Regions from separate parts of the Mus musculus genome. Here region 1 is linked to region 2. A link is a contact called in ENCODE Hi-C or POLR2A ChIA-PET data. All regions are on one chromosome and are shown on one strand. The core of a region is the stretch at or near the end of the contact, and the rest is flanking DNA. Distances in the headings are between cores, read along the strand shown. Region 1 holds the start of Slc35e4 (solute carrier family 35, member E4). Region 2 overlaps Osbp2 (oxysterol binding protein 2).

Region 1 (6,738 bases), core at 4,000-6,499, 81 kb after region 2:
GAAGTGACTAACTCCCCAAATGTTAGCCTGTTGTCCTGACTCTCGGTGACCCCGCCCTTGCCAAAACTCTCTTTGTCATGCTCTGCTTTTCCAAAGATATTTCTTTTTTTTTTTTTCTTCCTTCTGGTGCTGGGGCCCAGAAAGTTATCATTGAGCTACACAGTCCCAGCTCCTCCAAAGTGGGGGAGGGGGGAGGGAGGCTGAGACAGCTCTGTAACTTAAAAAATATTACACATATGTATGATGTGTGTATATGTATGTCACATGCATGCAATTTGTGTGATGTATGTATGTATGTATGTGGACTATGTGAAGGTCACAGGGCAACTTGCAGGAGCTGGTTCCCTCCTTCCATACTCCGGTCATCTGTGCAGCAATGCTTTCACGCACTGAGCAATCTCACTAGCCCTGAGACAAGGGTTTTCTGAGTAGCTCATGCTGACCCAGAACACTCTCTAGATCCCAGGCTGGCCCACACCAGGCTGGCTAGACCCTCTTGTCTCAGATTCTAAAGTTATGGGATTACAGACATGTGCCACCATGCCAGGCTGAAAAAGCATTCTATTTTTCTGCTTATAGACAGAATCTGACTTTGTAGCCAAGCTGGCTTTGAACCCACCATTCTCCCAGGATGCCAGGATTGTAGGCATGCACCTCCATGCCTGCCTCAAAGGTAATTTCAGCGGCTGAACACACTCAACCTCTGCCACACACACACAGAGCAGTGACCTCTTGGCCTCTCACCACTTTGTCCCTTCCCTAGCTGTGTAACAGTCACCTCTCTGCCTCAGTCTCCTCGTGGATGGGGGGAGGGGTCAGGAGTGCACTTACATTCAGGGTACACACTCAGCACTGAGGTGGACACCATCCTTTGAATCTGAGGACTGACAGGACTCTGCCACAGCCTGTGCCACATCCAAGGATATCCTTTGCTGCTCTGTCACCAGCATTGTGGCTGTAGAGCACCCTCGGCAGCCTCATCAAGCCCCCACCACACCTGTGCCCACCTTGCGCTTGATACAAGTTCTGTCTTGCTAAGTACAGTGCCCCACTCTCTGGGGGCTCAAAGAAAGTTCTGAAACACAGGTGTGTACAGATGACAACAGGCTCAGCAGGCTGGCACCTCCTTTCCTTGCCTCTCTGGATCTGAAGGCAGCACTGCTCCATTCTGTACATCCCCCTGCCCCTGCAGCCAGCCCAGGCTGACTGTGGCTGCTTAAGCTCCCTTTCTGGACTCCTACCCCTGCTCTCACACCATGTGCTTTCAGGGATGGAGCGAGGGCCTGTCCAAGAGCCCTTAGCAAAGCAAACTTCCTCTTTTTAAAAATTCCACTCCCAATCCTGGAGCCAGTCACTCTTCTCATCTCTGCCAGGCTCCCATTTCTGAGGGGGAACCCCCAGCTCTCTAAGTGATCTTTCCCAATCTGACATCAACTGACATCACAACCATCAATTAGAGACATCATTTGAATTTCTCCCCTAACCCAGGCCCTAGGCCAAGTGCTGAGGACACAGAAATGATCCAACACACTGCCTGGGCAGAAGCAGATGGATAGGCAATATGAACTGAACAGCCCACCATTGGTCAAGTAAAGGGCACCTAATGCACTCAGTGGAAGACACTGAGTCTTGAGAGAGAGGAAGAGAGCCAGCAGAAGCCAAGAGGTGGCTGCCAGTCACGTGCTACTATGAACAACCTGCGCCCCCTAATGCTTGGCTGGCCACAGCCCCTCCTACAGGCAGGAGCTGCCCAGAGCCTGGTATGAGGAGTACCGGGCCGGGCCTTCTCTGCCTGGTGTCCCTACCCAGAAAGGCCCTACAGAGTCAGGTTTCCCTGAGCCACTTCAAGGCCCAGCTCAGGCCTCACTCAGCTCATGTAACCTGAGGACTAAAATAGAACTCTGTTTTTACCCTGCTCATGGCTTGGGGAGATAGTGACAAGACCTTTGGGTTCCAGACAGAAGATGCCAGGCAGGACTAAGGCCTCACTTTGCCATTCCTCACTGCAGGTTACAGCAACCATAGCTCAGCAGCCCTGGGGACCCCTTACATTCTAACTCTCCTACTTCTTCCTTGGATTAAGGTGGAGAGACAGTAGAGCTATGACTCAAAAGCCCCTCAACTGCTCAGACAGGAAGTCAGCCTCTACCCCCTAGCACACGGGGCTGGGCAGGGAAGGATAACTTACTTCTGCCCTCAGTCCTGCTGCTGCCCACACATGACAGAGCCAGCACCCAGTCACACAGACCAGACTTGGAGTCCTTGGGAGCCTTGTGACCCTGGGCCAATCATAAACCTCCTTGGAAGCCGGGCGTGGTGGTGCACGCCTTTAATCCCAGCACTCGGGAGGCAGAGGCAGGTGGATTTCTGAGTTCGAGGCCAGCCTGGTCTACAAAGTGAGTTCCAGGACAGCCAGGGCTACACAGAGAAACCCTGTCTTGAAAAAACAAAAACAAAAACAAAAAAACAAAAAACAAAAAACAAAAAAAAACCTCCTTGGCAGCACTCAGGAGGGTTGAGTTAGGAGGATCATAAGTTTAAGGCCGACCTGAGCTTCTCAGCAGGACAGCCTAACCTCCTCTGCCCCAGTAAAATGCTCTCTTATTCATTCCATCGCCTGTGACATGAAGACAAAGATGGACATTGTCATGACAACCTATGATCAGCACCCAGAACCAAGTTCAGCACACTGTAGCTCCTGGTAAAAGCTCTGAGAAACCCCTGTGTTCCCAACCAGCTTAAGGCCTTTCTGCGTTCCCTTCTCTTCCCTAGTTTATACTCCCTGGCCTTCTGAGTTCCTAATCCTAGGACACACAGCTTAGACAGCCTGGAGTCTGAATGCCACTCTCAAATCTTGCCTCTGTTGCTTACTGGCACAAGGCCCAGGCTCTGCACGGCTGTCAAGTGGGGATAATAAAGTGTGCTTGCTTCAACGAGAGGCAGTAGGATGCGGTGGAACAAAAGGATTCTCGAGTTATAGAAACATTTCACCAACAACTGTTATTAACTATGCCTCTAAGGCTTAAGTTTGAGGCCGGAACTCACTGAATACTCTCTGAGCCTTGCCTGTAAAGAGGATCACTGCCCCCTCCCCTTTCCCAGGAACATCACGGCCACACCCCCCACCTCCTCAGGTGGAGACCCAGGCACTCACTTTGTTGAACAGACTTGAAGCCTCGCAGACAGGTGGCCACCAGCAAGAAGCCGCAACCAGCTGGAGGTGCCCGGAGCTCTCCAGCCAGACTACATGCAGCCCCTAGGCAGAGCGGGCCCATGGCAGCAAACTGCAGAGGATGGTGTCTTCGGCCAAGCAGCAACGCAGACAAGGCCATTGTGAACAGTGGTGTGGTGGTGGTGGCCAGCTGTGCTAGGTCCAAGGGGACAGTGCTCAGGCCCACGTTGCCGCACGCCATGGAGGTACCGAAGGTGAGGCTGAGCAGCAGCACTCGACGGTGGATGCTGTGCGGCACGGGGCGCTGGGCCCCCCAGTGGCATGCCAGGGCGGCTGCCAGCATGTGCAGTGCTGAAAGCAGCAGGGGCCGTCCGAAGCCATGCACTGTGAAGATCCACTTGTTGAGGCTTGACATGCTGGCTCCCGCCAACAGCCACACCAGTGCTGCCACAACCACTCTCGCCGGAGCAGGCTGCCCAAGGACCTGGGGTTTGTCCGGAGGCCACTTGGGGCGGCCATGCTCCTGGGCACTTCCAGCCACAGCAACTGCTTCGGCTGAGGTCATCATGCCTTCATGGTGCTCCAGTGGGCAGCGGCACATCCGCACCAGTGGGGCTGGGGCAGGAGGCAGGCTTTCCAGGGAGTCGCTGAGCCTGGTCCTGATTCCTCGGACAGGAGAGGGCAACACTTCAGGTGCTAGACTCTGAGCCAGCCGATAATTCTGGTCAGGGAAGAAGGTCGTGGCTGCTAAGATGCCGGACTGGCTGGTGTCCACCCAGGCCTCGTAAGCCCTGGGCACCTCCCGCACCAGGGGAGGCCTTCTCTCTTCTCCGCGCCCTAAGCTCACGCGATGCTTTCACACCGAATCCGTTTGTCTTTTTCCATCTTTGGTCCCCAGACTGTCAGGATGAGGTCACTGACTGACCCCGACCGCCTGCGTGTTTGGTGCTCAGGCCCGGACCAGGTCTGGCAGGGTCGATAATATTCCGAGCGTGGGAACGGAGGTTGCAGCCGTCGCTCCCCTCCCCCAGCCCCCTTTAGCCTTTTACTGGACCGGGAATAGACGCCGATAGGCCGGCGGACGCGGAATCGCGAGCTCGGACTGGCTGCAGCCTCTCAGGATGCTCTGGCTGTTCTGGCTGCCGCTCGGCTCCCGCGGTGGATCTGGCAGCTTCGGGCGCCGGGCTCTAGTCCCTCCCGAGTCCCGCGCGGCTCAGCGCTTCCCGGCCCTGCCCTCTCCGCCGCTACCGAAGCTGCGCTCCACCCGGAAAGTTGGGCTCAGCCCGGGCCCCGCCCACGAGTACCAGCCCCGGAGCCCGGCGGACGTCTAGCCCCTCCCACAGCCTTTGCGCCTCCCGACTTGGCTTGCGCAGCTGCGGCCGCGAATCCCTTAGTGGAGAGTGTGGGTTGTACCAGCCACCAACCGGAATCCGGATTGTCTCCAGCGCCAAGTAGAGCCTTCCTTAAAAAGACCAGTATCCAGTGCTGGAAACCCTGGGCACTCTGCAGAGCCGTCCCCAAGCTGTCTGCCATCGTCGAGAAGCAGGGCGTTGAAGTGAGACATACCACATCACCTGATCCCAGACCACAAAGGTCTCCTTGAGATCTTGGAATTCAACGGAGCTAGACCACGTGGTCCCTTAAGGCTGCCTCATCTTGTTCCCCCTCCATTCCACTCCAGATCTTTTCTCCCCCTCTCAAACCAGGGCGGCGCCCCCTCTGGGGCAGCAGAAGGGGAAATGAATCACCAAAGCTAACCACAGCTCCGGGAAGCAGGGTACAGCGGGCCGGCATCCATCCCGAGCTAGCCGACTTTATGTGCTGCTCCCTAGGCATTCCGAGGTGACTCACAGCTGGGTTTCATGAGGCCCACGGAGCAGAATCCTGGATGGTTCCCGGGTTTCCCACCTGAATTCAGGTTAGGGTAAGCAGCTGAAACCCAGGGACCTGTTCCCAGCCCAACGCGTGAGCAAGAATCAAGGTCCATCCTGGACTCTTTCCGGTAATTGGATTTCTGGGGAAGCTCCCGCTCACCTGCACAGGCCTCACCCGGCTCTGTTGTCAAACAAGTCCTGGATGACAACCTGCCTAGAGAAACAAGATCGCAAAGCGCAACTGTGTAGCCCGGCCCGCAGCGCCCTCTGGTGGTCGTGACTCCGCACTGTTGCAAGCGTTCCTAATCCCTTCCCAAAGAAATTCAGGTGAAAATAAGCCAGTCCCACCTGAGACCTAAATCAGATCTCTGTCCCAGATGAACCAGGAATCTACACTGTCACACTTGCCTCCGATGAGTCTGATACCCGCGGGAACCCGTAGATCTCTGCTGAGTAACCCAAGTTGAAGGGCAGAGAGTGTAGGTAGGAGACTTCCAGGGAAAGGATCAAAATCTGGGGCATTTAGATAGTTTTTCCAAGAAGAGTTATGGGAGGGAAACTGAATGAGCCTCTCCCCTCCCCCCTCCAACACACACACACACACACACACACACACACACACACACATTTTTTAAGAAGAGGAATCTGGGCTTTCAGTGAACTATATTCCTCTGGGATTTTTAATCCATTATCCACTAAGCTTCTTTGAATTAAAAAGCATTTCTTCCTATTTAAATTTTTTGTTTATTATTAGTGGTGTGAATGTCTGTATGGGAATGCTGAGATTACAAGCAGGTGCCTCTGCCCACTTCTGTGCCCATTTTAAAAAGATTTATGTGCATTGGTGTTTAGCCTGTCTGTCTATCTGTAACTATGCATGGATGTCTGTGAGGGCATCAGATCCCCTGAAACTGGAGTTACAGACAGTTGTGAGCTGCCATGTGAGTGCTGGGAATTAACCTGGATTTTGTGGAAGAGCAGCCAGTTCTCCTACTGCTGAGCCATCTCTCCAGCTCCTTGAACAATTTTTTTGTTAGATATTTTATATGGATGAGTGATTTGCCTGCATGTGAGTGTGCGCACCATGTGCATGGCCGGTGCCTGCAGAGCCAAAAGGGCATCAGATCTCCTGCATCTGAAGTTACTAGTGGCTGTGAACTACTATGTGGGTGCTAAAGACCAAATTTAGGTCCTCTGCAAGGGCAGTAAGTGCTTTAAAAAAAAAAAAAAGACTTATTTTATGTATATGCATACACCACTGTAGCTATCTTCAGAAACATCAGAAGAAGACATCGGATCCCATTACAGATGGTTGTGAGCCACCATGTGGTTACTGGGAATTGAACTCAAGAGCAGTCAGTGCTCTTAACTGCTGAGCCATCTCTCCAGCCCAGTAAATGCTTTTAACCACTGAGCATCTCTCTAGCCTCAGAAACCCATTTTAACCTGTCTCAACATCAGACTGTATTTTACTGTGGATCCAGAGCCAGGAGGCCCGGATTCAAGGAGGATATCACTGGGGTAGAGGGCTCATTCACGTTCCTTAGGGTCTACTCAAGATCTCAGAGCAGCCTATGCCTCCCACAGCACCCCTCAAATTTGAGCCCTACTGTATGAGGGGCCCACCTCCCTGCGAAGCCAGGGGTGCAGGAAACACTTCTGAGGGAGGCTGGGAAGCAAAAAAAGAACCTC
Region 2 (7,428 bases), core at 2,395-4,894:
AGCTCATTTGCTTGGCCATTACTGCCCACGGTTTTATGGACGCTTTGGTGTTCCAAGTTCCCACAGCTGTTCATTAAGTTTTGCTTACCAAATTCTCAGCTTCCTTTAGCTTCCCTAAAGATTTCCAAATTTCTCCTCCAAGGCAGCACCTTAGGCCTAAGAACCACAAGCTCAATTTAGCCCCACAAGAGCCCCACCCCTACTTCTCTAACTCCAGTTTCTGCTTTAATCATTTCTACATCGCCATACCCAAACTCCTGGCCCAAAACCTTGAAGAGGAAGGATCCATTTCCACTAATGCTTTCGGGAGTGTCGGTCCGAGTTGTGGGGAAGAGTGTGTCTGAGCTTACTTCATGGCAGCCGGGAAGCAGGGAAAGGGAAGAGACTCAGGGACCTGATAAAGACATCCAAGTCCTTCCTCCAGTTAGCTACTTCCTCCAGTTAGGCCCATCTCCAAGATATTCCATGGCTTCCCAAAATGATGGCACCCCGGAGTCATCAAGTTCACGTTCAAACAGGCCTGTGTGATATTTCACACTCAAAATGTCAACCCTTAGTGACTTACCTACGTGTAAGGACACAGACCTTCTGTGCCACCTCAGAGAGCTTCTGCCACTCCTCCAGTTTCTTCCTAAGACTCCCATCTAGGCTGTCATTCCTCGAGTCACATAGAAATCCCTTCAGGGTGTGATGGTGATAGTGATTATAAACTCGACAGTGTCTAGAGTCGATGTGGATGAGGGATAATCTAGATTAAGTTAAATTGGGATGGTCTGTCCTAAAAGTGGGCAGCATCAGTCAGAAGGCTGGGGTCCTAGACTGAATAAAAAGGAGAAGACTGGCTGGGTCCCTCTGCCTTCTGGCTTCAGATGCCATGTGACCAGCAGCCTTCCCCCTGCTGCCATGTTCACCTGGCATGAAGATTCCCCAGACCCTAAGCCAAAAGAAACCTTTTGTCTCTTCAGTTGCTCCTGTCAGGATATTTTACCACAGCGACAAAACACGTCACTAAGACTCCGGGTTTATAATCACATGTCCTGATTCTTGCCCTCAGGTAGGTTAGAGGCTTAAATCCCAAGGCGAGACATCAGATAGCACAATAAGGCTTCCACTGGGTCAGAAGACAAGTGACCACTTAGCCACTTTCCACAGCTTGTGCCAGTGACCAGCAAGGAAGTGACTGTCCTGCAAGACAATTGATCCAAATTCTTGTGAGGAGTTAGGCTAGTGCCCAGGTGGGTGTGGAAGAACAATGTCTACACTAGAACCCGGAGAGCTCCGTGGGGCTCTCTAAATACTCAGTGGCTGGATCATGGACAGGGCTCAAGTGCTGACAGAGCAACTTAGTTCCAGAGAGGGTGTAGAGGGGGCCTGTGGGGATGAATGCTTGGCTGCACCACTGTGGAAATGCTTTTTCCTCAAACCTCTTCCTCTCTTCTTCCAGGTAACTGGCCACCAACAGGAGTGGCCTTTGTCACTGAATGAACTGTTGGTACATCCTGCCCGAGGAAAAGATGGTGGCCCTTAGTTCTTTCAGGGAAGCAGAGGTCCCCATGGTATGGTGGAACTGAGCCTATGGGGAGGGTACAAGCAGACCTGAGCAGCACACGATGGAGCTGTACTGGGCCAGCAACTGGCTCAGCCGCCTAAGCTTTCATCGGCCACTGACTTTGTGCCTCTTGGTTGATGCCTTAACCCACACCAAGCTGTCCCTTACATAAAATGTCACGGTGGAGCAGGAGATAAAAGGGACCAGGACACAAAACTCTCCCTCTATGAACTGCTCAATAGTATGTTTTCTCATTGTGTATTCTCTAGAAAAGTCCCTGTAAAGAGTAGACACACGGGGGCTGGAGAGATGGCTCAGTGGGTAAGAGCACCCGACTGCTTTTCCTAAGGTCCGGAGTTCAAATCCCAGCAACCACATGGTGGTTCACAACCATCTCATAATGAGATCTGACTCCCTTTTCTTGAGTGTCTGAAGACAGCTACAGTGTACTCACATATAAGAAAGAAAGAAAGAAAGAAAGAAAGAAAGAAAGAAAGAAAGAAAGAAAGGAAGGAAGGAAGGAAGGAAGGAAGGAAGGAAGGAAGGAAGGAAGAAAGAAAGAAAGAAAGAAAGAAAGAAAGAAAGAAAGAAAGAAAGAAAGAAAGAAAGAGTAGACACACGAAGTATAATGTCTATAGCTGGCTATGATGAGGTGCCCTCTGTCATACAGATCTGGTACTGCAGCTTCCAACGGAGAAGCGTTCAGAAAAGAAAGTTGGGGCTGGTAAGATGGCTAAGTGGTTAAAAGCACTGGCTGTTCTTCCAAATGTCATAAGTTCAATTTTCAGCAACCGCATGTTGACTCACAACCATCTATAAAGGGACCCCTTGCCCTCCTCTAGTCTGTAGGTTTACATACATACAGAGTTCTCATTTTAAAAATAAGTAAATACATTTTTTAAAGGAAAAGAAAATTGAAAGGTAGCCAGTTTGAATCCAGACAGTGTTACATCCCGACTTTATGTTCTTCTCTCTATGCAGGCTGAAGCAGACTGTGACTCACTTGTTAATTCCTTCCAACCTACCTGCCAAGTGGTGACTCAGTAATGTCATCCTGAAAGCACTAGAAAGGAAATACACTAGAAAACAGACCGGCCTCAAAGAACATTCTATCTTGTAAGGAGGTAGGCTTACAGACTGCACACCACTGTTTAAATAAGAGAAAGAGGGCAAAGCATTTGTGAAACCCTGGCTTGATTGCCAGTGTCTGAAAATAAATACTAATAATATTAATTAACTAGTTAAGCATTGTATCTAAGAGCTGGAGAAATGGCTCAATGGTAAGAGCACTGGCTGATCTTGCAGAGAGCACTGATTCAGTTCCCAGCTCCCACATGGAGACTCACAAGTGTTGTGACTCCAGGTCCAAGGGATCGGCCTCCTTCTTAAGCCTCCTCAGGTACTAGACACACACATGGGATACAAACACTCATGCAGGTAAATACTAATACACTTTTTTAAAAAATTCCAAAAAAAGTCAGATTTATTCAATAATGACTTAATCTGAAAATCTTTTTAAAATAAAATATTTAGGGGTATGGCTCAGTGGTAAAGCTTTTGTCTACCATGTGCAAGGCCCTAGGTTCAATCCCTAGTATTGTTGAAAAGACAAGGCCTCCCTAAGAATGTATTGCATTTAAAAGCTAAATAAACAAAGTAAATAAATTCAGAATAAAGGGGGCGTCTACCTTTAAAAAAATCATCGGGTATAAAATAAAGCCTTATACTTTACCTATCTCACTGCCTAAATGTTATGCTTTAAGAAAAAGTGCTTTAAAAAAAACCACCGCTTTAAAAAAAACCACCCAGACCCCCCTGGCAATGGGCTAAGAGACACCCTGTTGGTGGTCTTATTTCAGCCAGAGACAGAGCAGATGGCAGTCCTCTTTCATCCTAGCTTGATGCCTGGCTTGGTGGCCCAAAGCTGTCTTATGCCTAGGACTCATAAAATCAAATAAAATCAAACCCAGGCAGGCAGCTCGGGAGGAGGAAGACAGAGGCCTGCTGACTGCCATGCCACCCACAAGCCTTCCCTCCAGCCACCACACTCTACAGCATGGGTGGAAGATGTCACCCTCCGGAAGCCCGGCAGCCGCATGGCCAGCCTGCAGCAGGAGCCACCACTATGTGCTAAGATGTGGTGGACAGATGGGCGAGAAAGAGAAGTGGGCAGCTTGAGCATTGTAAAGAGAGATGGAACTGGAGACTCAGGGTGGAGAGGAGGAGCCTGCTGTGAGTGCTCAGCCCTGTCACCTGGGGCCTTGGTGAGGTCCCAGCCCGAGCTGCCTCGGAGGGTCATGTTTGGATGTGGGCTTACGCGGCAGCGGGGTCAGTGTCGACATTCATCCTCACATTACCACCAGAGAACACTGGCATGTCCCTGGCTGGGGTACCTTCTGGGGACACATGCATGTCCAGCGGCTGTGATAACTGGCTCCACATCTCACCGGATGTGGAACTCTGGAGAGCCGCCCCATCTCTCACCAGTGGCAGCATTCGGGAGAGTGGGTGGGCCCTGTGCCTCACCCAGGCAGCACAGCGGAGCTGGCCCCGGTGGTGGGGGCATGGGTGAACCGGGCGGAGGATGTGAGTATGGAAGAGCCGACCCTGCTACTTGTGTACCATGTGGTGGGTGGTACAGGCACAGAGGTCCCACACATACCCTGCCAGCTGTCCCTTGCCACCTCCAGCAGCTGGGAAAGCTGCCCACGGGGTCATAAGCTCTGGAGAGCTAGACCTGCCCTTCACCCGCTGGAATATGAAGGAGAGCAGGCTCTGCGGTCACCTGGACAGCGCAGAAGAGCGGCCCCTAGTGGTAGGGGTCCAGATGAGCCAACTCTGAGGGTGAGGGCTGGCCCTGCTACATGGTTTGTGTGGGTGCGGGAGGATGCCTCCCCCCGCCCCACGTTGCCCCCTCACTACCTGCAAGCAGTTGCACCAGCTGGCTCCAGGACCATGAGATGGGGTGAACTGGTCCTGCTCCTCACCTGCTGCAGCACTTTGGAGAGCAGGCTCTGCACCTCACCTGGGCGCAGTAGGGCCGATCCTGGTTGAAGTGGCCTGCCACTTGTCTGTCATGGAGGTGGCATGGTTGAGAGGATGATGTCCTCCCCAACCCTCCCTTGCCACCTGCAGTAGTCAGGAGAGCTGGCCCCCCGGGGTCAGGACAGTGGGAGAGCTAGCCCTGACCCCTCCATGGCTGTAATACAGGAGAGAGGCCCTGCACCTCGACTGGGCTGCACAGTGGAGCTGGCCCTGGTGGAGGGGATGCAGGTGAGCCAGACCCAAGGTGTGAGAGAGGGAGAGCTGGCCCAGCCCCTCACCGGCTGCAGCACTTGGGAGAGTGGGGCCTACACCGTGACTGGGCAGCACAGTGGAGCTGGCTCTGGAAGCATGGGTGTGGGTAAGCTGGTCCTGGGGACATGAGAACAGGAGAGCAGGCCCTGCCTTTTACCAATGGTGGCATCGGATGGTGTCTTAGGGTTTCCATTGAAGAGACACCACGACCAAGGCAACTCTTATAAAGGGCAACATTTAATTGGAGCTGGCTTACAGGTTCAGTCCATTGTCATTATAGAGGAAGCATGGCAGCATGCAGGCAGACCTGGTGCTGGAGAAGGGGCTGAGAGTTCTATATCCTGATCCAAAGGCAGCCAAGAGAAGACTGTCTTCTAGGCAGCTAGGAGGTGGATCTCAAAGCCCACCCCCACAGTGTTACATTTCCTCCAACAGGCCACACCTACTCCAACAAGACCACACCTACTCCAACAAGGCCACACCTCCTAATAGTGTCGCTCCTCAAGCCAAGCGTACTCAAACTACCACAGATGGCCTAGCCAGAGCATTGCTAGAGAGCCCACCCTGGTGGCACAGGTAAGGCAGGCGGATTAGCTCGGCTACCACCCAGGCCCAGTTCCAGGGCCCTGAATTGGCCCATCCTAAAATCTGTATCATCTGCAAATGGTTAGGATGCGTGAGAAGAGCAGTCCTGCTGTTCTAAAACTGCAAGATTTCCATGACACAGGGCAACAAGTTAACCAGGGGGAGCCCTGATGAGGACCGACATTGATGGTGTCACAGAACCCAGAGATCTCAAACCAGACCAATGACTCATTACAACGGACATCTGCAAATATAGATGTGTGGACAGAGGGATATTCTGTGGGGCATATTGTGACACACTACAGCTCCCACGATGAGATGTCTTCTGCCTTGTTGTTGCTGTTGTTATTGGGGTGTGTGTTTGTGTGTGTTTTGTAGAAGGAGGTTGCAGGGGCAAAGGGTGGATATGAGAGTTGAGGAGATAAACAGGATTGGGCTACATGATGTCAAACTCATAATAAACCAGTAAAAAGTTTTTTTTTTTTAAATCCTCAGAAGTAAGGTGTTGTGGTGAATCTCTCCAACCCAGATATGCCCTGGCAATGAAAACACAACTCAGTTAATATGAATCCATGCTGTGTTCCTAGATTAGGCAGATCTACTGCTACACTCCCATCTTCCACAGCTATGAAACCCCTTAGAACTTGTGGTTTTTCCAGGCCATGTGCTTCTGCTCCGCTTTTCTTCTTCTTTCTCCTCCTCTGCATCCTCTCCCTCTTCCATTCTCTCCTTCTTCTCTCCCTCACCTTCCACTCCACCTTCCCTTTATCTGCCCAATCATCAGCTCTCCTTTATTCTACAAATTAAGGTGGGAAGCAGGTTTACAGGAAATCACCTGAATGCTGACTCAGTCCTTGTTTGCAGCCACTCACAGGAGAACGGAATTAACATCAAATATAATTAGCCCCAGCGCTATCCACAACATTTCCCCCTTTCTGTCCAATTAAAAGACTATCTTATCTCAGATATAACTGAACATGACTATTACTATTTTGTAATTTATAAAGTACAAGAAACCTAACACCCAGTCCATCATGTTTGTTAATTAAACAGAACCCCTGTCATCTATCCTTACTTAAAAGACTTATAATTCTACATCTGACTATATCTTGACTTTAGGTTGAATGCCATCTGAAAACCATCCTCTCAAAACTGTTCTCTCAAAGTAAAAAGCCTCGATTGACTAGAAGACTATGTAGTTTTTCAAGCCCATCAGAAATCCAAGAACGACTGATATTAACTGAAAATATATAGGAAGCCTAACACAGCTTCCAAAACTTAGCCAATCCATAGAGACCACTGGTCACCTGGACAGTCCCTTACTTCAACACGTTGGAGCATCAGTCTTCAGCCTACTGGCCAGGGTCATCTGGCAGACTTAGAATATTAGGAATATTAAGGACTAGCCTACTCTGTCTTGGCAGAATCAAGCTGTCTTAACCTGTAATTGTGTCCTTTCTTTGGACAATATTGTCTATAGATGAATGAGGCAATTTTTGCCTAATGGCTGTGTCGCCACAACTGGAGTAACTCAAAGATGCTCAGTTTCTTCTTTGAATCTAAGACAGGGAAAGCTGTCAAGAGCAGACTGGTCTCAACAACAAACGATGAGATGTCTTCTGTGCTTTGTTGTTGTTGTTGTTGTTGGGGTGTCTGTGTGTTTGTGTGTGTTTTGTAGAAGGAGGTTGCAGTGGCAAAGGGTGGATATGAGAGTTGAGAAGATAAACAAGATTGGGCTACAAGATGTCAAACTCATAACAAATCAGTAAAAAGTTATTTTAAAAAATCCTCAGAAGTAAGGCCACCTCCATGGGCAGTAGAAGGGAGCACAGCCAGTGTCTTAGTTGATCTCACTGCAGTGATAAAGTACTTAGCAAGAGCAACTTCGGGGGAGGAGGGGCTTGCTTGGCGCACAGTTTGTGAGTATTAAGACAGCAGGAGCCCGAGGCTGCTGGTCACATTCTATCTTCAGTAGGAAGCAGAGGACAGCCGTTCTC

Evidence for each region. A loop is a pair of places that touch in the nucleus more often than their neighbours do. ChIA-PET counts read pairs that join two places held with the same protein, here RNA polymerase II (POLR2A).
Region 1: a loop to region 2 is called in a map of left cerebral cortex, with 1.9 times the contacts of the local background. The contact joins the promoter of Slc35e4 here to the enhancer-like site in region 2. A Hi-C loop is called at or near these places in 1 of 37 maps with a recorded cell type or tissue (left cerebral cortex). POLR2A ChIA-PET finds 5 or more read pairs at or near these places in 3 of 5 experiments (Patski and embryonic stem cell).

The regions. Positions count from the first base shown.
Region 1 is chr11:3,909,415-3,916,152 of GRCm38, forward strand. It overlaps Slc35e4 (solute carrier family 35, member E4), which reads right to left and starts at 5,250. Exons shown (of 2, transcript NM_153142.3): 1 at 3,155-5,250. The coding sequence starts at 3,773.
Region 2 is chr11:3,830,160-3,837,587 of GRCm38, forward strand. All of the region lies in intron 1 of Osbp2 (oxysterol binding protein 2), which reads right to left. Among named protein-coding and RNA genes, the nearest start is that of Gm51880, 30 kb to the left of the region's middle. Within about 2 kb of position 3,645, at least 1 of the 3 ENCODE cell types and tissues checked has a DNase peak (open chromatin) inside an H3K27ac peak, as active enhancers do; it is left cerebral cortex, where a contact is called at or near this core.